2 separate regions of the Homo sapiens genome follow, and region 1 is linked to region 2. Evidence: chromatin loops called from intact Hi-C (ENCODE). Cell type or tissue: Caco-2. All regions are shown on one strand. Each heading gives the region's core, and the rest is flanking DNA. Links, peaks and the distances in the headings are about the cores only.

Region 1 (10,172 bases), core at 1,413-9,412, 320 kb before region 2:
AGCAGCAGCATCACCTGAAAGCATTTAGAAATGCAGAATCTCAGCACCACTCCAGACTACTGTATTAGAATTTACATTTTAGTAAGATTCCCAAGGGATTTGTATGCACGTTAAAGCCTGAGAAGCACTGCTGTATACCGTATGACACTTCATTAGAGTTGGCTTCAAACCTTTTGTCTCCTCCAATTCAATTCTTACACCTTACAAGGAGCAACTTTTGTGTTCTCTCAGCATTTGGTATTATGGGAAGTCTAGAGTAGAGTTTAAGAGGGTAATTGTGTAAGAAACTGTTGGTTATCTGTCCACCAACTATTTCTCTTTATATCTTGTTAATAGTAATTGCATAGCTTTGAATCAGGAGGTATGTCCAGATGCCTACCCCATCTCCAGCCCCATCTAACCCAGGGGACAAGTCAGGACTGGTCAGTGCTAATCATGGTGATGCCACTTGTCTTCCCAGTGTGTCTGGGGAGCAGGGACATAAGCATGGGACACAAGCCCAACCAAGTTACCAATGAGGGAGACAGGTGGCTCCTGGGAAGGACTTCTGAACAATTACAAGAGATATTAGGCTACAAAACCTCATTTTCTGACTATGGACATTTAGTAATGAAGATACAACCCCTAAAACTAAACAGACCATCTTGTGACTTGTGAAGGGAGTTAGCCCAGGAAGCATATTCAGAACTTTCGAGTGGAAAGTTGGAAGGACCTGGACCTCCTTGGGCGTGATTGTGCCATTGAAATTGCCGAACTTGTGCCTGCTTTACCTCCAGACTTCTTGCTATGTGACATGTAAATCACATTATTAAGCTATTTGAGTTGGATTTTCATCACTTAAAGCAGGAAGTCTATTAACTAATAAAACTGTTGACTGAAATATCAGCCAATAATTGATGGTGTGCATTCACACTTTACTTTTACCATCTCATGCAATTATTATGTCACTTCTATGAGGAAGCCACTGTTGTCCCCATTTTACTGATGTAGAAACTATAGTTCAGAGAGATCGAGTAACATATCCAAGATTTAGTACTTAAAGCAAGGTCTCCCCAGTGTGAAAGCACAGGCATCTTTTTTCATTCTCCTTCTATGATTTGACTGGTTAATAGCCAAAATAATTTGCTTACACTGTTTCATTGAATCTGATAAGAGTGGTCTTTAGGAGGATTATGCTGTAGCTCAGAATAGGGAGGAGAGCCCTTTTATAGGTTTTCTTGAGAGTGGTTTATTATTTGCTTTACTGATGACACTGCAAGAACAGATGCAAGAGTTATTGAAAATGGGAATAGTCTCATCCTGCAAAGCTCTATTCCCAAAGAATCCTGCAGCATGCCAAGCAGGCTTGAGATGAATAAAATAACGAAGCTCCTGTTTGCAGAACTATTCATTGTTAAGAGATGTTGTGTTATAAAATTAATGAATCTTTCTAAGAGAGTTGATAACAGTGAACCAGTAGCCAATTCCTGACACGTACACATGGATCTGAAGGGAGATGAAACCTCTAAAAGTAGTGCCAGAGGAAAACATAATACTGTACTTCTTTTAATCTACAAGTTCACTTTGAAAGTCTGTAGCTCAGCTTTAAAATTTGCCCAATTTAAAACAGCATCTACATTCATTTGTTCAGATGTTTTGTCTGAAAGAGGAGATAAAAAATATTAAAACACGCGGAAGTTTCCAAAAACACTACTTAAATATTTTATTTGCCATCCCCACGTGATGGACTGGTAGAGACATAGCCCTTGAAATAAGGCCAACAGTTCGCTCAGGCTGGACTCCAAAATTATAGGAGATAAAAGGTTTTTTTGACCAATCTTTATCTCCCAAGGGAGTGTAATTCTTATTCTTAGAAATGTCATTTCCCAGGTGTTTACAGATATGTAACAAGCAGCAATGCTTCCGAAATAAAAGGAGAACATGAGCTTAGACACAATTAGCAACATTAAAGGCAAGAAGCTGGCTTTCCACCAAAATAGGGCCATGTTCTCACACAAACTAAATATCTCCAGACATTGGTCTTGCACTCTCCATGTGTGGGCTATGCTTGGAAGGTCATCCATGTAGACAGAATGCTTAACCTAGCTGCTAATTAGGTCATTTAGTCAATACAGTGGAAAATTCAGTCCCAGTGAATATGTAATGCATGTAAACAGTCTGTCTTTTTTCATTTTGACCTTAAAAATCTCTCAAATCTATTGTTGGAAGTGACCAATTATTTCAGTTGAAAGAATTGAACTCATAATTCTGTGCAGACACAGGCACTGCTGATTAACTCCGGAAATGGCATTAATTCACTCAGCATTTTATCCAAAATATTCCAGTTTATCATCTTAAAACAAGGACTCTGACTCATTATTGTGAGAATCAGAAACTGTTTCTCATTCTCAAGCCAATAGAACAACAACAAAAGACTTATTTCAGTATTTCATCTCCTGCTTTAATTTCTGAGTTCTGCACTGACATTCTAGTAATTAGGAGGAAGACAAAAGATGTCTGAGAATAGACAAAACCTAACTGCTAAAGTTAAACATGTTCTACCAGTTTGCCATTAACACAATCACAGAATTTAAATTTTTTCTCTTCCTAATTAAGAGTTAATTTAAACCCAACTTTTTTGATAGCTCAATCCTTCATATTAGTCAAAGAAAACCTATGATATGATTGATGAATTTTATATATTTTTGGAAAAGAATCTCCAAAATATCAAGTAATTTTATCATGGAAGATTTAAAAAACTATAGGCATTTAGAGAAAATTAGAATCCTGAACCTACAATCAGTTTTAAACAGAAAAGCAACTTAATAATTAATAAACTGAAAAAATACTGATAGACATTTTGATTAAAATGAATATATACAATTTTATTTTTAAATTAGGCATAAACAAATGCCATTAAAGTGAGACATGTTATATTTAACACCCACATACATATATCTTCATTAAGACTAAAGTAATGGAAAAGGTGAGTGAGGGAAAGGAAGGATGAAGAGAAGTGGGTTAAAGTATACAAACAGGAGGAATACATTCAGTGTCTGATAGCAGAGTGGGATAGCTATAGTTAACAAAAATATATTGTACTCAGATGATGGACACTTTAAATATCCTACCATGATCACTATACACTATATACACGTAACAAAATTTCACACGTACTCCATAAAGTTGTACTAATAAAAATTAATTAAGTAGTTAATTCCTTAATTAATGATATATAAAACATGAAATAATTCAAGAATTAGATATCTAAATATCTGAAATCCCAGTTCCCTTTTGCTTTGTAGAGTTTATATCATTTAAAAAAAAACCTTAAATTATGACATGACCTTGGAAAAAGAGATGAAAATTTTCACTCACTATTTTCAGCCAATGAGCTCTTAAATTCTCACTAAATAATAAAAGCCTGTCACTTTAAAATACTTCACTAAGTAATAAAGGACCATAAATTTTTCATTATTTAGATTACATATACTGCCTGCTCAGTAGTGTGTACATATGTTCCTCTACTTAGGATGAGGTTACATCCCAATGAACCCATCAGAAGCTGAAAATATTTTAAGTTGAAAACATTGCAAGTCAAGTGCATTTAATACTCCTAACCTGACAAACATCATAGCTTAGCCCAGCGTACATGCTCAGAACATTTACATTAGCCTACAGTTGGGCAAAATCATCTAATGCAAGGCCTATTTTACAATCAAGTGTTAAATATCTCATGTAATTTACTGAATACTGTACTGAAAGTGAAAAGCAGAATGTCTCTCCAACAGTGCCCAGCATCACAGGAGAATATTGTACCACATATAACTAGCCCAGAAAAAGACCAAGATTCAAAAGCAGACATAGTTTCTACCAACTGTGTCTCACTTTTGCACAATGGTAAAGTCAAAAAATCATTAAGCGAGCCATCATATGAGTCAGGGACGGTCTATAATTACACATTTGAATATATATTTTTTTAATGTTCAGCATACTTATTAAAGTGAATTTCACTCTTTTTAGAAGATGTTTAAAACAGACCTGAATGACAGTTGAGTCTCAAATTTTTCCTCATTGTGAATGTTGCTTTCAATGCCCAAAGCTTCTGCCAGCACACTCACAGTATTTATAGAAATATAGACGTTCTTTATAGAGGCTTACCAGGAAACCTGTAAAAGCTAATATTACACTGGCTATTCTTACAGGTGAATAAGGGTTTTCTTCTGGAGAGGACAAAAAGTTGTTATAAATGTGAATTCTAATAGCTATGGGGGTAGGAGAATAGAAGGCATCTCTCTCTCTCTCTAAAATCATTTTCCACCAGTTCAGAACACTTAAACAATCTTTTGGTCCAAAAAAATTGTAAGGAGTGCTCTATTCTGAACACAATTGCAATTCAAGACATCTATATTTCATTTTCCTTCTCTAGTTAAAGATTTGCTGACCAATCTAAATCCAAAACGTTCTGTTCTTGGAGTTCTGCTTTAAGAGAATGGTTTACACAATATTCGAGAGTAGGAAGAGACAGCAAAAATGATCTACTCCTACAATTTTTATTACATTTCAAGGTTGGGAACCTTCTGTGTTCTTTTTATTTCCCTAAACCCCAACAGCTGATGTGATATGAGAACAGAGTTCAAAGGATGTGCAGCAGAAGCAATTAAAACAGGCCTACTATCACCAGCAGATCCTTGAATTCTCACTTGAAATTTAGTTATCAATGCATTAGATATTTTACATGTGTTTGTCATCTTCCCAAGTTTGTGAGCAATGTGACTGCCTGGGTTTGTTTTTCTTGGATGTCCTCCAGCCTATTTGACACCTCTGTGCAACACTGCATATTCTCTTGACCCCACCCCTTGCATTTGGCTGCAACTTAACAATGCCAACGCCATGCCCCAAACTCAAGCTAAAGCCCCAGTCACGTGCCTCTTTCTTCTTGCCCATCACTGCCTGGGAGTCGCTGAATAAATACTTCCCTTTTAAGACAATTTTGAGACATATTTCATAAGAGTCTCCAGAAGTCTCTGACAAGAGTGAACACATCATCTGTAGCTGCAGCCAACTTGGTAAACTTTATTTGTTCTCCTTTATTTATTTATTTCTTCTATTTTCTCAGCCCCTACTCCTACTCTCGGAGGTCATTTCTCAAATCACCCAGAACTCTGCATTCTGACTCCAGCTCTGCTTTGACAAGGACCTAGCCCAAGACATCTAGAATATAATAATCATAACCATGGTTACCTCTGGATGTAAGCCTGCCATAGGCTAGTTACTTTATTCAGAAAACAGCCATAAAAAATGATGAGTTCATGTCCTTTGTAGGGACATGGATGAAATTGGAAATCATCATTCTCAGTAAACTATCGCAAGAACAAAAAACCAAACACCGCATGTTCTCACTCATAGGTGGGAATTGAACAATGAGATCACATGGACACATGAAGGGGAATATCACACTCTGGGGACTGTGGTGGGGTGGGGGGAGCGGGGAGGGATAGCATTGGGAGATATACCTAAGGCTAGATGACGAGTTAGTGGGTGCAGCGCACCAGCATGGCACATGTATACATACGTAACTAACCTGCACAATGTGCACATGTACCCTAAAACTTAAAGTATAATTAAAAAAAAAAAGAAAAAAAAAGAAAAGAAAACAGATCTTCCTAAATAAGAAAACTGACGCTGAGTGATGTAGTAATGATGTAACTAGGATTCGAACCCAGATCTGCTAGAAACGTCAGCATTGCCTTCCATGCAGTACTGTTCAGAACTGTAGGCATCATAAACTTGACATTAACAAGGCTTTACATTTCAAAGTGCTTTCAGGTTGTCTGGGGTACTTCTTAATACTGACAAGAATAGCCACTATTTATTAAAGGCTTCTTATAGGCCAGGTTCTGGGAGTATGTGTGATTTCATTTCATCTTTTCAACAAACCTATGCAGTAAGTCAGACACTATTTCCCCAGTTGTGTGGGTGATGTATCTCATCCTACCACAGTGTCTGCCAAATGAACAGCTCAGTATTTCTTTACTGAATTAAATTAAATTGGAATAAATTTTGGAAACCATGGATCTGCTCCATTTTCCTCCTTCCTTTCAGAAAAAAATGAAGAGGGCTTCATACTCACAAATTTCCTGAAAATTTCCACTTTGTTCTTTGGTAACATATTCTAAAGCCTCAAAAGAACAAAGAGAAACATATTTTCAAAGCAAGGATAGTAGTATCTTCAAAGGAGGAAAAAAAATGTTGCATTCACTCGAGGAGATTAGTATTGTGGAATTATGGAGGTGTAGGGAACCTCGGGAGGTTATCTGCCTTATAACTTTGCCTCCAGGCAGAACTACAACAAAGCTATCATGAACACATTTCTGCCTGTGTCTACAGGTCAAATCTTATTATAACCCATGATAATTCAGATCTCCAAATGATGAAAAGATCCCTCTGATCCAGCAATTGGCCAGTTTATTTCAAGCAGTGTTTGATAAGGCAGAATTCCAGCAAGAAACATCTTAGTGAGCCAGAAAATGCAAAGTCAAACAAGAAGAGAATTTCAAAAAGCTATGTAAAGACCAAAGACTCCGGGAGAGTGGATTTGCATCGATGTGCTCTTTCTATTTTTTGAAACTGAAAACCCAGAACCCTAAGAGGAATTAGAGAGCAAAGACATTACATTCTGGAAGCATAAAACTTCATTACACTAATAAAGTAAGTACCTATTTCTTATAGGTCAGGAGTGAATGATCATCATTACATGTACTTCTTTATTGGATTAATAAACATGATCTTGTTCAATAGCCCTTGGGCAAATGTACAATAAAATATGAACAAGAAGAGGAAGAGAAGGATAATATCTCTGAGCACCTTCTAACCCAACAAGTGAGTTTTTATGCACACTTTTTTCCATTAAAAAATGCAAAGATCATTTATGAAATAAGATGATAACAGCAGGTCCTAAAGTGCATGCATCCGAACTCAATTATAATCCAGCTCATTATTAGATGTTTTTTGCACACAGCATAGGTCAAGGCATCTCCTCTGAGACATCTCAACTATATTCAGCAAAGCACAGTGTCATGTTTTCTCACAGTATCAGGTTTATTACAACAGTAGTCAAATATCTTCGTTTACTAAAATGAATGAAAATAACAAAACATTATTAATTAGCTAAATAATGAATTAATTAAAGCTATCTTCAAAACAACTGCTGTGTTGTCCTTTGAAGATAAAGAAGCTGATTTTTGTGGAGAGCCAGCTATCTAATGGTAGTAGAAATTAGCTTTTTGACAATGAATTAGCATAAAAATAGAGCATTAATTTCCTCCTTGTCCCTTATGCCTGTGTCCCACTGGCACTCCCAAGGCCACTTCCCTGTTGCTAAGACCACAGCACTGGTGTGTCCATGCCATATATTTTTTGTGTCCATAGTCTCTGCCCTTTCTGTTTGCAGCCATCCCTACTTGAACGACAGACCAAATTAATTCCCAGTACAGGTAGGAACAGGCTGCAGGGCTGTCCTGGCTATCGGAAACCCCTAGCGTATGTGTCTTCAGGATAACTAAGCAAAGTTGTTGTTTTACATATTTTATTTGGTCCTCTTCTTAAAAGATATGTGTTTCTGCCTTGTTAATCTGGAAGAATATATGGAATATATATATATATATGTGTGTGTTAGTTAGGTAAGCAATACTAGCTGTTATAACAAACAAATCCCAGAGACTTACTACAAAAGGCTTCTTTGTCATTGATGTCCCATCTACTGCTCAAGTACAGGTAAGTTGCTAGACTCCTGTCTTGTGCCGTGCTGCTGTCAGCTCCCCTAGGAAAGGGAAAGAGAGGGGAGAAGCGATGCAGCAGCTCAGCTTCATAAAGCCCTGAGGCAGAAGTGGTACTTGTCACTTTCATTCTCATTCCAGGTTGTGACTGGCACAGCCAGAGGGGCAGACTTAGATGCAAGGAGGATTGGGAAATTCAGTCCTTTACTGGACCCATTTTCCAGCTAAAATTCCACAATGTGGATGCTGCAAATAGATTTCAGTAAGCATTTAAACAACTCTCCTGCATTGTTCCTTTTCCCTGTAGAGCACACCCCTAAAAAGCCTTTCCTTCTACTTGTCTGTTGGCTGGGGTTTTGTAGGTGAAATTTGCTATATGGCTGAAGTGCAAGATATTTGATGAAAGACTAATCACTCCCCTTTATAAACTTGCTTTACTCTTAGCCAAATTTGCATCTCAAGTTCTTATCCACTTGTGTAACATTTTTAGTAGGTATCTAAATGGCTACTCGTTTTCCTGCTTCTGGATCCCTATCTATAATATACCAAATTATTAATATTGGCATTTGACAAATAAAGTTGGTTATGCAAACGTGGGGTTTTATATACAAACCTACCCTATCTCTAATAAGCTGTGTGGCTTTTTCCCCAAGTCTGTTACAGACTCTAAGATTGAGGCAATGTTCCTTGGGTTAAATACATGCAGACTCTGTCAGTGAAAAGAGAAATTCTGGTAAGCTCTTTAACTTATTTAGTTAACAAATAATTATTGAGCACCTAGGAAGTACAAGGTAGTGTGCTAGACTCTGGAACTCCTGAGCTATATAAAATGCCCAGAGAATTTATAGGCAACATAAAGTGATATAACCCTCCCTAGATTTTCCTTCACCTTCCTCTTTTCTCCTAAAAATAAATAAATAAATAAAAATAAAAATAAATTTCCTAAATACTTACAGTATTTAGAAACCAAGTCCAGTAGAGGGCAGCACACACACACACACACACACACACACACACACACACACACACACACTCACTCACTCACCTCCACTAGCATCCCTGCACCACCAGTAAATCTAGCTAAGTAGAAGAATAAAGTGGAAGTTCTTTGCACAGTATCCAGCACATGGTAGGTATGCAATTGATTCTTTAAAAAATAGACAGAGTGGCAGGGGAGCAAACATTTACAAACACGTAGATGCGCCTTAAAGGAAATTAGCATTCTGAAAAATAACAAAGAACAACCTAATTTATTCCTCGTGTCTTAGTAATTGTTTCAAAAACACAGTGAACACAGAATGCAGTAAAAAATCCACTTATAGTGAAGATGCTCTATAATTCAGCTCTATTATCATATTACTATGTTCGATTTGTTTTCACTGAACTCTGATACAGCTGTGAAAATAAGAAAATCAAGTGTAACATTTTTCCATCAGTGAAAATAGAGATAGATGGAGCCTAATTATTAAAAGTGTCATGTACCTTAGTCACCCAGGTGCTTAGATAAATTGTCCAGCTCTCCAGCACATTTTAACCATAAAAGAGAGTAAGAGATAAGCTCTAACTCATTAACGCTGTATGAAATTGTTCAGTTTATTAATAAAAGACTACAATAACCGAGGCTTGTGGGTTTATAAGGGAGATTTATAACTAGCATTTGCAGGAAAAAAATGTGTACATTTGCTGTTAATAAGTTGAAAGCAAAAGTTTTTCTCCTTGCAATAAGCATATATACACAGGTCGTGCATTGTGTTGTAATTATGGTCTTTAAACCAGAGAACTGCTAAATTAGCACATCTAATGAAATCAATACATTCTGGGGTGCAAAGAACATTTGTGAGGTCTGCAAGGAGAACTATTTAGCATGGCATGGCCGCCCTCTGATTCCACAGAGTGCTGATTCATCACCTTTACATAGATGCCAAATGATTGGACATCTATTACTGAAAGAGTAATTAAGGTACAATATTAACAAGTTTGCTCATTTCTACTTCAACAACAAGAAAACAAATTATCTTTTACTTGAGGGTAGCAAAGTTTTGCTGGTAATATTAATCGTAGAAATAGTTTCTTCCCTCCTTTTTTCTAGGAAAAAATTCTTTTCTAGGTGAATACAATTGAGGTGAATAAAGATGAAACTGGCCAAAAAAAGAGAAGAATAAGGCTTTTCCATAGCCCTGGGTCACATAAGATATTTTATCCTTCCTTCCACTAAGGTTGCAGCCCATCAGATTTTCATTCTGACATTTGGGTTTTTTAATACTGTATTGGGTGTCGGAGTAAACGTCTGTCATGCTTTCAGATCCATTTTGAAAAGAAAAATCAATACTTTAAAAGAGTATGTGTCAAAGTGCCCCTACCCTTTTCCACTTTGAACTTTCTCAAGCTTTAAAAAGTTTTATTCAATTTCTTGTT
Region 2 (10,172 bases), core at 798-8,797:
TGGTACTAAAATGAAATGGTTTATCAAGCCTTGAAAAGAATAGAGGGAACTTTTATGCATATTAACACTCAGTGAAAGAAGCCAGTCTTAAAAGGCTGCATACTGAATCATTCCAACTATATGACGTTCTGGAAAAGATAAAACTATGGAGACAGTAGAAAAGACCAGTGGTTGTCAGGAATTAAAGGGAGAAGCAGGAATGAATAAGCAGAACACAGAGTATTTTTAGGGCAGAAAAATTTTATGTATGATTCCATAATGGTGGATACCTGTCATTATAAATTCGTCCAAACTCATAAAATGTACAACACCAGGAGTGAGTCTTAAGGTGAATTATTGACTTTGTGTGATAATGATTTGTCAATGTCAGTTCATCAGTTGTAACATATGTGCCACTCTGGTAGGGAATGTTGACAATGGGGGAGGCATGTATGGGGCAGGGGGTATATGGAAAATCTCTAACTTCTGCTCAATTTTGCTGTGAACCTAAAATAGCTCTACAAAATAGTATATTAAAAAAAATAAAAGAATTGAGACTTACATACCATCCATCTAAAATATTAGTTCTGAACTCCTTTTCCTCTCCAATTCCACTCAAGTCAAATCCTGGTTATATTGTTGAAAAAATGGTTTAGAGAATCCAAACCACCAATCACTGCAATGGGCTGTATTCATTTCTGCCCAGCAAATATACAGTCCAGTCAGATGTGTTCTCTAAATCTGCTTCATCTTGGATACAAGAGGCATGAACCGTCAGTGCGGAAATCCCTAAGATTATTTATGGAAGTGGGACCTACTGCTATTTCTGTTCCCATCTCCAGAAGGTTTAAGTCAGATACCTTCTGGAACAGTCTAAATGTGGAGGCAGGAAGAGGGGTGGAAAAGATAAAAGACCTTTGGATTAAAAGTGAGGAATTGGCCAGGCGCGGTAGCTCATGCCTGTAATCCCAGCACTTTGGGAGGCCAAGGCGGGTGGATCACCTGAGGTCAGGAGTTCAAGACCAGCCTGGCCAACATGGCGAAACCCTGTCTCTACTAAAAATACAAAAAAGTTAGCCAGGCGTGGTGGCGCACGCCTGTAGTCCCAGCCACTCGGGAGGCTGAGGCGGAAGAATCACTTGAACCCAGAAGGCCAAGGTTGCGGTGAGCTGAGATGGCACCACTGCACTCCAGCCTGGGCACAGAGTGAGACTCAGTCTCAAAAAAAAAAGTGAGGAGTTCTGGGCCATTGATGAAAAACCACTTAACATTTCCAGGCCTTGATTTCTCATTTGTAAAATTAGAATAATATTTTCCTTACATCCTTTACAAGATTATAATGAGAAAAAGAAGGAGAAAACGGAATAAAAATTGCTAATGAAAGCACAAAGTTCTAAGAATATTTAAATAACACTAACTCTAATTAAATCAGAGTACACAGTCCATATTTAGGCATAGGAAAAAAGAAAGACTAGAAGGAAATACACCCAGTCAATTATCTCTGGCAGATAATGGTCGTTATCTCTAAATGGTAACATATGGGTGATTTTCATTTCCTCATTTCTTCCTTCCATATTTTTTGAATTGTTAAATAATAAACATAGTAGGGTGTTAAGCAGAAAAAATAGTCTAAAAGAAAAACATGTGGGTCAGTGAGATCCCACTTTCTCCTTTGGTTACATTGGTTGCCTTCTGGACATTTTATTGCTCTGTTTGTAAGTGTTACACTTAGAAGCTGGGTAAAATAAATAAAAGAAGGTCAGCTTCATACCAATCAATTTCTGTTGCATGTTAGCACTCCTTTGAAAGGATTTGATAGAAAGAGGCGGCTGAAGCCTCGTGGCTGGAATAAGGCTTAGACGGCATGTTTGCATTTCAACCATTCAGGCTGCCCCCACTCCCTGCTACTACAATTTAACTCTGCCATGTTGTTTCACCTCATTTGGGAACCACATATGAAGTTGTCGTGAAAATTACTTAATAGAAAAAATGTTCATAGATTCTCAGGTAAAGAGGTACAATGTAGAAGTTCCAGAGGTAAAGAGGTATGATGTAGAAGTGTTGTGCATATGTGATTTATAAAGTGGTATTGCATACCCAGACTCAATACATCAGCAATGGATTGGCTGCTGACCATAATGGTAACAAAAACATATACTTTTATGGGAACAAAACATATACTTCTATCACTGAACTAAATACTTCTTGAGTCCCTACAACGTGCTAAACAGAATGATGACAAAGACAGACTCAATCCCCTGGCACCTAACACAGTGTCTGAATATATAGAGGCTCCCAATCAACGATTGCTGAATGACTGTACGAGCCCCTTGTGCCTGAATGACTGTCCTCACAAATGTGGGCGGGACTGTCCCTGAAGAGACTGGAACCCCCAGTCACCCTAAGGAAAAGAGGCAGGTTATCAGGGGTGAGCTAGTTGTATGTCCCTTTCACCAACACCACTACCCCCCAAATAAGGGGGAAACTTTATCCCTTCAGAATCAAATTAAAATCAAAGATAAAGTAGAGGAATAAATGTCTCAAAAGCTAAACTGAGCATCACAGGCAGAATATTAGATGATCCTAAGGAATACTGTTCATTTTGTGGAGGGGGGAGTGATAATGTTGTTTTACACTTTTTAAAAAGTTTTTATATATTGAAGCATGTAAGAATGAAATAACATGAAGCCTAGTATTGTTTCTGAAGAATCTGGGAAGGAGGGTGGGCAGTGGCAAAATTAGGGATCTAGGACACAAAAGCTGTGGGATCAGCGAGACTGGCCACATGTTGGTTATGAGGGAGGCTGAGTGATAGGAGCAGGCAGGAATGCCAGTGGTTCCTACATTTGTCTGTGCATCAAAACCAGCCAGGGAGTGTCAAAGACACTGATACCTGTGTTCCACCCACAGAGACAGTGATTTACATGGTCTGGGAAAGCGACTCTGCTTTGGAATTTTTAAAAGATCCCCAAGTGATTCTAATATGCAGGAAACACTATTCTCTATACTTCTGAGTTTCAGTAAATTGCAGAACAAAAATGTCTTTTAATGTAACGGGGACAAAAGGGTAGTTAAGTAATAAGAGGAGGGTCAAGGGGCAGCCCCTGCCTCCCGCGTTGTCTGAGGATGAAGGGCTCGCTTGTCTCCCCTCTAAGTCCTTTGGTCCCAGCCTCCTCTGTCAGCAGCTGTCTCCCCATCTCTTGGTTTCTGACTCGGGGTACAGTCCACATTCAATGGCACAACCACATCAACCCACTGTCCTCTACAAATGGCACCACCCTCAAGCCCATAGAAGGACCCCTTGATTGTAGCTATTCCCCCTGACACTTCCAGTGAGCCTGGACTCCACAATGAAGCAATCTTTCCTCCCTCCCTCTTCTACTTTACCACCCTCACCCCATTCTCACTCCTCTCTTTCTTTTGTGACAGTGAATTATCCACTTTTGCCTCCCACTAGGAAGGTGAGACCAGGGCTTCCTAGCAGCCTCATGATTGAGTTTAATCATCCTTGGATGGAAGGATGTTTTTTTACCAACTCATTTCCAGCAGGACCTGCAAATCCCTCTCACCTGGTTTTCCAAAGACTCCCACAGGCAGACCCATCTTATGGGATAATGCTTTATTTTAACCAGAATGTCTCAATAATAGGTTCCATGTTCTCAGCTGTGCTCATGGTGAGGCTGTGATTTTCCTTCATGAAAATGCTATTATTACAGAACTACAGGGTCTCCATCCTCCCAAAAACAGTCTTCTATTATTCATGGGGAAATGGTGCTTTGGAGAGGGATTTGCATGTGGTTCTCTCAAGTGAGCCAAGCATGGCTGACAAAAAATGCCCTACAAACTGTAACTTCAGCAAGCCTCCCTGACATTCACCAAACACCTAGCTGTGTGGCCAGAAGTTCACTGCAAAGGTGAAAAGACCCCTGAAGTGAAAGAGAAGACCCAGTAAATGGAATCCTGACTACACCTATGGCTCCTTTATTCTTCTAAGCCACCTGTGAGGCCATCTGGGCCCTCAAGAAGTGAAGGGAAACAACAGGTATTAAGGACCCACTGTGTGCAGCTGCTCCGCACAGAAGCAAGGACTAAAAGTCAACAAGGGAAGCAGGTAGAGTTGGGTGTGCAATAGGGTGTGGTGGGGACTGCAGTCTATACACTGTAGAAAGGCAACCACTACATAGTTTCAGACCATTGTTTGATGTGGAAATACTGATTCGGTGTAGCCATGTCTATTTTTTTCCAGGGAAGCTGAGGACCTGGAATTTCAAGAGAAATCTCTCCATTATTTAAAATCATGGTAAATAATTCTATTTATGATGGCAAATAGTGTACACTCCAAACCCCCTGGTCTCCAATCTGCTACCTTGGCTTGATCTATGTTTCTCTCCGCTCCTTCCCTGAACATCCACACCCGCTAATTCTGCCTGCCTTCGTCCTGCTGCCTCCCCTGCCAGTCCCCAGCCCGGGGCACCCCATGCAGACCCCTGTCTCTCTTGCTGAACTGAAAACACCCCTCAGCATATCTGCCTGGGAGGCATCACCATGCCTGATTGCCTTAGCATCCTCAGAACCTTCTTGTGCCTGGCACACAGGTGGTGAAGTTGTGTGTGCTAAAAGAGGGAACAGACGAACTGCATTTCCTTTACTCCTCACCCCACCCCAGGATTCTCATCCCCATCGCACAGAGGAGTGAACTCAGGTTCAGCCAGGATGAGGTACCAGTCTCAAATCCCACAGCTGGTGGGAGGCTGAGCTGGAGGTGCAGCCCGTGCCCGTCTAACCCCAAGCCTCTGCTCTTTGGGCTGCCTCCTCGTGTCTTCAGGAGCCCTAAACCACGTGCAAGCATTTTGTACCTACAGGAAACCACTGTCCTAGCTTGAGGTAGGAACAAACAGCATATTAAAAGCATATAAAAATTCCCCCTCCACTTTTCATCCTAACGTGTCACCAGGCCACTCGCTGACTCATTTACTGTTATGGACTGCATCCCCTTGCTGGGTCAAAGCCTGAAGTGGGTGAGCAAGTCCATATATTTTAAATGCCCATAAAATATCCAACAGCAAGTGCATGTTAACTGGAGTCCTCGGCCCTCCACTGAGGAGTTTTCAAACCACACAAAACATCTATTCTGCCTTTGACCTTTTAGTATTTAAAACTATCACCAAAACATTGCCCTCCAAAAACAACAACAAACAAACAACAACAACAAAAAAAACAGAACAGCTTGTTCACATTATCCCTGAACACTCGTGCACACGCTGGAGGTCCTGCGTGCCTCTGAGATGCTCTTATGGCCTCCAGGGCGTACGTGGGAGTCGGCTTAAACCCTTCTCTGAGAACAGACACACCCCTGCTCCCAGGAAACTGACCTGCCGGCTTCAGCTCTAGCCCAGGTACCAGCCCCCAAATCATAAGAAAGCAAAAGCGCGGGGTCCCTCAACACCCCGTCTGCGATCTGCCGGGACGCTTCCGGCCGCGGGCTGCGCACGCCCTTGGCTGCGCAAATCCAAGTGCCTGGCCTGCCACCTTGTGGACACCAGGAGTAAAACCGCCGGTGGGCTGGCTCCAGTGCCCTCTGCCCACCTTATCTCTGTGCGCCTGAAAGAAAGGCGGCGAGAGGCGCGAATGCAGGTGAGAAGCGGATTCGTTCGGCAAAATTAGCTCGTGAGGAGGATTTGGGGAGCATTTTTTCTCCGCATAATTCAGACTTTTTATGTCAGGGGTGATGCAAGTTTTAAATGCCCCAAATCCAAACCAGACTCACCTTTAACTTTGGGGTTAACGCTAGTGTTAACTAAGAGTTTTTTTCCTTTTTCTTTGAGAGGGAGTTTTCGCTCTTGTCGCCTAGGCTGGAGTGCAATGGCGCGATCTTGGCTCATTTCAACCTCCATTTCCTGGGTTCAAGCAATTTTCCTGCCTCAGCCTCCCGACTAGCTGGGATTACAGGCACAAGCCACCACGCCCGGCTACTTTTTGTATTTTTAATAGAGACGGGGTTTCACCATGTTGGCCAGGCTGAACTCTGACCTAAAGTGGTCGGTCTCCTGACCTCAAGTGATCCGCCCACCTCGGCCTCCCAAAGTGCTGGGATCACAGGCGTGAGCCACCGCGCCCGGCCAAGAGTTTCTTAAACTTTAAGCAGTGTCAGGATCTCCCAGGGAGGTTTTGAAAATGTCAATGCCCCACTCACTCCAATCTATTTACTCAGAATCTAGGTGCCGCATCGTTATTTTTTTAACTTAATCTACCTTTATTGTAATTTTTAAAAATAACATACTTACCATCTTAACTATTTTCAAGCATACAGTTCAGTAGCGTTAAGTATATTCACATCATCAAGAAAATACTTTTCTTCCTGCAAAACTGAAACTCTGTATTTTAAACAACTCCTCCCCTTCCACCTTCTCCAGGCCCCTAGTTACCACCATTCCACTTTCTGTTTCTATGAATTTGACTGTTCTAGGTACCTCATATAATCATACGATATTGTCTTTATGTGACTGGCTTATTTCACTTAGCATAATGTCCTCAAAGCTTATCCATGTTGTAGCATGAGACAGGATTTCCTCCCTTTTTATGGTTGAACAATAGTTATCTGTGTTACATACCACAGTTTGTTTATTCATCTGTCAATGGACACTTGGGTTATTTCTGCCTCTCAGCTTTTTTTTTTTTTCCTATGAATGTGGATGTGTAAATATCTCTTTGAGGTCCTGCTTCAATTCTTTTGAATATATACCTAGAAGCGGGATTGCTGGATTGTCTGGTAATTCTATTTGGTACCTTTAGCTTTAACAGGCCCCAGGGTGATTCTGATACACAGAACCACGGGTGTAGCCCACTCCTTCACAACTCAGGTGGGGAATCCAGGGTCCAGATGATGTATGAGGATGCATTTGTGAGGTTTTGCTCCATCACTGCCTGCCTAATGAATAAACTTTGGGTTCTATGTAGTTCCAATTACTCAACCTGCTAATAGCCTAGAGGAGACAGACAACAAATCAGCAAACAAAATAATTTCAAAGAGTGTTTAGTGCTATAACAAAAGCAAGCCAGAACACAGTAACCATATGATAACAAGGCTAACCTGATTCCCATTTACAGCTCAGCAAAATGAGGCACAGAGCAGTTAAGGGCTAGCTGAATATGACACAGCCTGCCTATGGTGGAGCCTAGAATGGAAGCCAGCCAATAGAGCCCGCTTAGGGCAGGCAACGTCTCAACTGAGACCAGAATGGCAAGGAGGAGTCAGCCAAACAACGGTTCTGGGGCAGAGCATTCCCTGGCACCACACGCGAAGAGGTTGCAGAAACCGAAAGAAGACCAAAGTGGCTGCAGCAGCAGGGAAGTCAGAGGGAAAAAGGAGAGCACATGGGAAGGCAACAGGTCATGAAAGATCTCATTAGAGCGGGTGCCGTGGCTCATGCCTGTAATCCCAGCACTTTGGGATGCCAAGGCCTCCCAAATCACAAGGTCAGGTGATGGAGACTATCCTGGCTAACATGGTGAAACCCCATCTCTACTAAAAATTCAAAAAATTAGCAGGGCATGGTGGCATGTGCCTATAATCCCAGATAGGAGGCTGAGGCAGGAGAATCGCTTGAACCTGAGAGGCAGAGGTTGCAGTAAACCAAGATCATGCCACTGCACTCCAGCCTGGGTAACAGAGCGAGACTCCCTCTCAAAAAAATAAAAAAGATATTGGCCAGAATGAGGAGACTGGGTTTTATTCTGCTGTCTCTGGGAAGCCAGTGGAGCATTTTCAGCAGGGTAGAGACTTCAGCCTTTGCTTTCCTGTCAATACCCATCCCCAGTGATGCATTTGAGACATGGCTGCAACAAGAAACTGAGGTCTGGTGGGGACCCTAAGAGTCTAAGTTTCCAAGTTTTTGCATTCCTTGACATATTTCACTAATATTTCACGACAACCTAGACTTTCTGAGGCTAGACAATCACATTCATTTCTCTACTCATGAGCCTCTTCACACTGAGGCCCGCTCTCCTCAGCAGCCAGCACTTAACTGACGACCTACAGCCACCTTAGCCACAGACTCTGTAATTCGCTTTTACCTCCCCACCCCACCCTCATACCCTGTGGCCCTGGGGACAGCCCTTGATCTTTCTGGAGCCCTGGTTTCCCAACACAGAGGAACAAGACTATTTGCCCCTACTTAGGGAGATCCATGAAGACCTGTAATTGTTGAAGACAGGTTCATGAGTGTGAATTAGAAACTGCAGCCAGTTAAAGGAAGAAAAAGAGGCAACTGAGGAAATAGATGTGTTAGTATTTTTACCATGAAATATCACTTACATCTACATCAACTGGAGAAGATTAAAAGAATTATTTCGCATGAAGCATTTGCCCTCCTCAAAGGCACTGCTATTATCAGGTCTGTAAGAAACTGCTCATCCCTGAAGCCTTCATGTAACAATCTTTGCCTTTTATCCTGACCAATTCACCTCATCACAGAAAGCGCCAAATCTGCTATACTGAATCCTGTTTAATGGTGGGAGGCACTCAGTAGTGTCACTTCCCAACCATGCTCTGATTTCCTTGTAGGGAATCACCTTGGCCCTCACTGTGTGCAGTCTTCGTGGGACAATAAAACCACGTGCCTGCCCTCCCAGAGTGGAAGCTGGAGGGGCTCCACGAGGCTCCTTCTGCTCTGTCCTTCCTCTCGCCAGCTTGATACAGGGCAGTCCTGTGACCTTGGCTCAGCCAATAGAATACTCGCTTCCCTGAGATGTTGAATCTTGACAGTGACACAAGGACAGACAAGAAATTAGGATCCATTGATTCCTGTGGAGCCCTGGAGAGAACAATGAGCAGAGCCCACTATAAGATGTTCTGGAACAATCTGGTGCCCACCTGCTCCAAGTTCCTCAGCCATCACTTCCATTATTTGACCCTGTAAACCTTCTTAAAAAGTTCATTAGTCCTTTTTTTGCTAAAGGTTGCCAAACTTTCTGTTACTTGCAACTAAGAAACTCGACTGGATACAATGAACATTCAGGGATCACAGTTAGGTATCAGTAAGCACCCACTATCTGTTAAAAATTAACATTCACCTGCTACCCAAAAATACAGTGGCAAAAAAAAAAAGGAGGCATCATTTTTCGCTCACACAGAAGAAATCCAAAAGTGCATTGTCCAGGGCTGGCGTGGTGCCCTATGGTGTTAGCGATGACCCAGGCTTCTTCTCACTTTCTGCTCCACCATCTTCCACTCAGATTCCATCCATGAGGTCTCCTCACCATCCCAGGACTGTCACTGGGACTTGTTATCCTAGCCATGTTCCAGGCAGGGAGAAGGGAGACGGGGAAAGGAATGGGTCTCCTGCCAGCCAGGTGAATCCCCTTGAAGGAATTTTGCTGGAAGTGACTTCCACTCACACCTCATTGACCACCCCAACCTCAAGGAAAGCTAACAAATATGTTTGTTTTTTTAAGCAGGGCATCTTGAAAAATTCAAAGAGATTTTAAATGTTCTCACCACAAAAAGATAAGTATGTGAGACAATACATATGTTAATTAGCTTGATTTAGCCATTCCATGATGGACACGTATTTCAAAACCCATTCTACATGATAAATATATGCAATTTTTATTTTTCAATTAAAAACAAATTAAAATCTTTAAAATTAGAAATTTTAAAATTAAAAACTAAATAAAAGTTGGAAGAATTGCCATACTCAAATATACAGGGATCTTATCCTAAAAAAACAAGAGAGCATGGATACTGGGTAGGCAACTGGCAATCTCTTTCACACACTGCTTTCTGGACAACTGCTAAGGAAAGGTATTCTGAGGACCATCACCCATCTTTCATCTTAGTTTCCCCTCAACCTTTCTTGGTCGATCCTGTCTAAAAAGATTCCCTAGTCAAAACTCTGGTTTTGAGGAAAATGACAGGAAATTTTCCATTTCCGTGGACCTCACTTGGAATCATCGTTCCACTAGGTCTTTATTGAATGACTTTGAAGACGACACTTAATTCTTCCAAACCTTAGTTGCCCAAAATGTAAAGTCTGTCTCAGTCAAGGACTGACCCAGGCAACAACCTGCAGTCCCTTCGAGGTTAAAGATGATGTAAAATTAGCATTTCTAATAGTCGGAATGTTCAACTACCTTGCAATGAGCAGCAAAGTAAAAGGGATATACAGGTCATGAAGTGGACAGAGCTTTCACAA

What was found. Peaks named below come from ENCODE experiments on the same cell type or tissue, not always from the same donor. Only the 100,000 strongest peaks of a DNase experiment are listed, where the experiment ranks them.
Region 1: a loop joins it to region 2, with 7 times the contacts of the local background. A loop is called at or near these places in 37 of 110 quality-filtered maps.

What each region holds. Positions count from the first base shown.
Region 1 is chr2:136,735,926-136,746,097 of GRCh38, reverse strand. No RefSeq gene overlaps it. Among named protein-coding and RNA genes, the nearest start is that of THSD7B, 25 kb to the left of the region's middle. In Caco-2, for the core only: no CTCF peak of the experiment used is centred there; DNase peaks (open chromatin) are centred at 6,337 and 8,767.
Region 2 is chr2:136,418,967-136,429,138 of GRCh38, reverse strand. No RefSeq gene overlaps it. Among named protein-coding and RNA genes, the nearest start is that of CXCR4, 310 kb to the right of the region's middle. In Caco-2, for the core only: a CTCF peak has its summit at 5,520 (motif pointing left); a DNase peak (open chromatin) is centred at 5,518; H3K4me3 peaks cover 918 bases.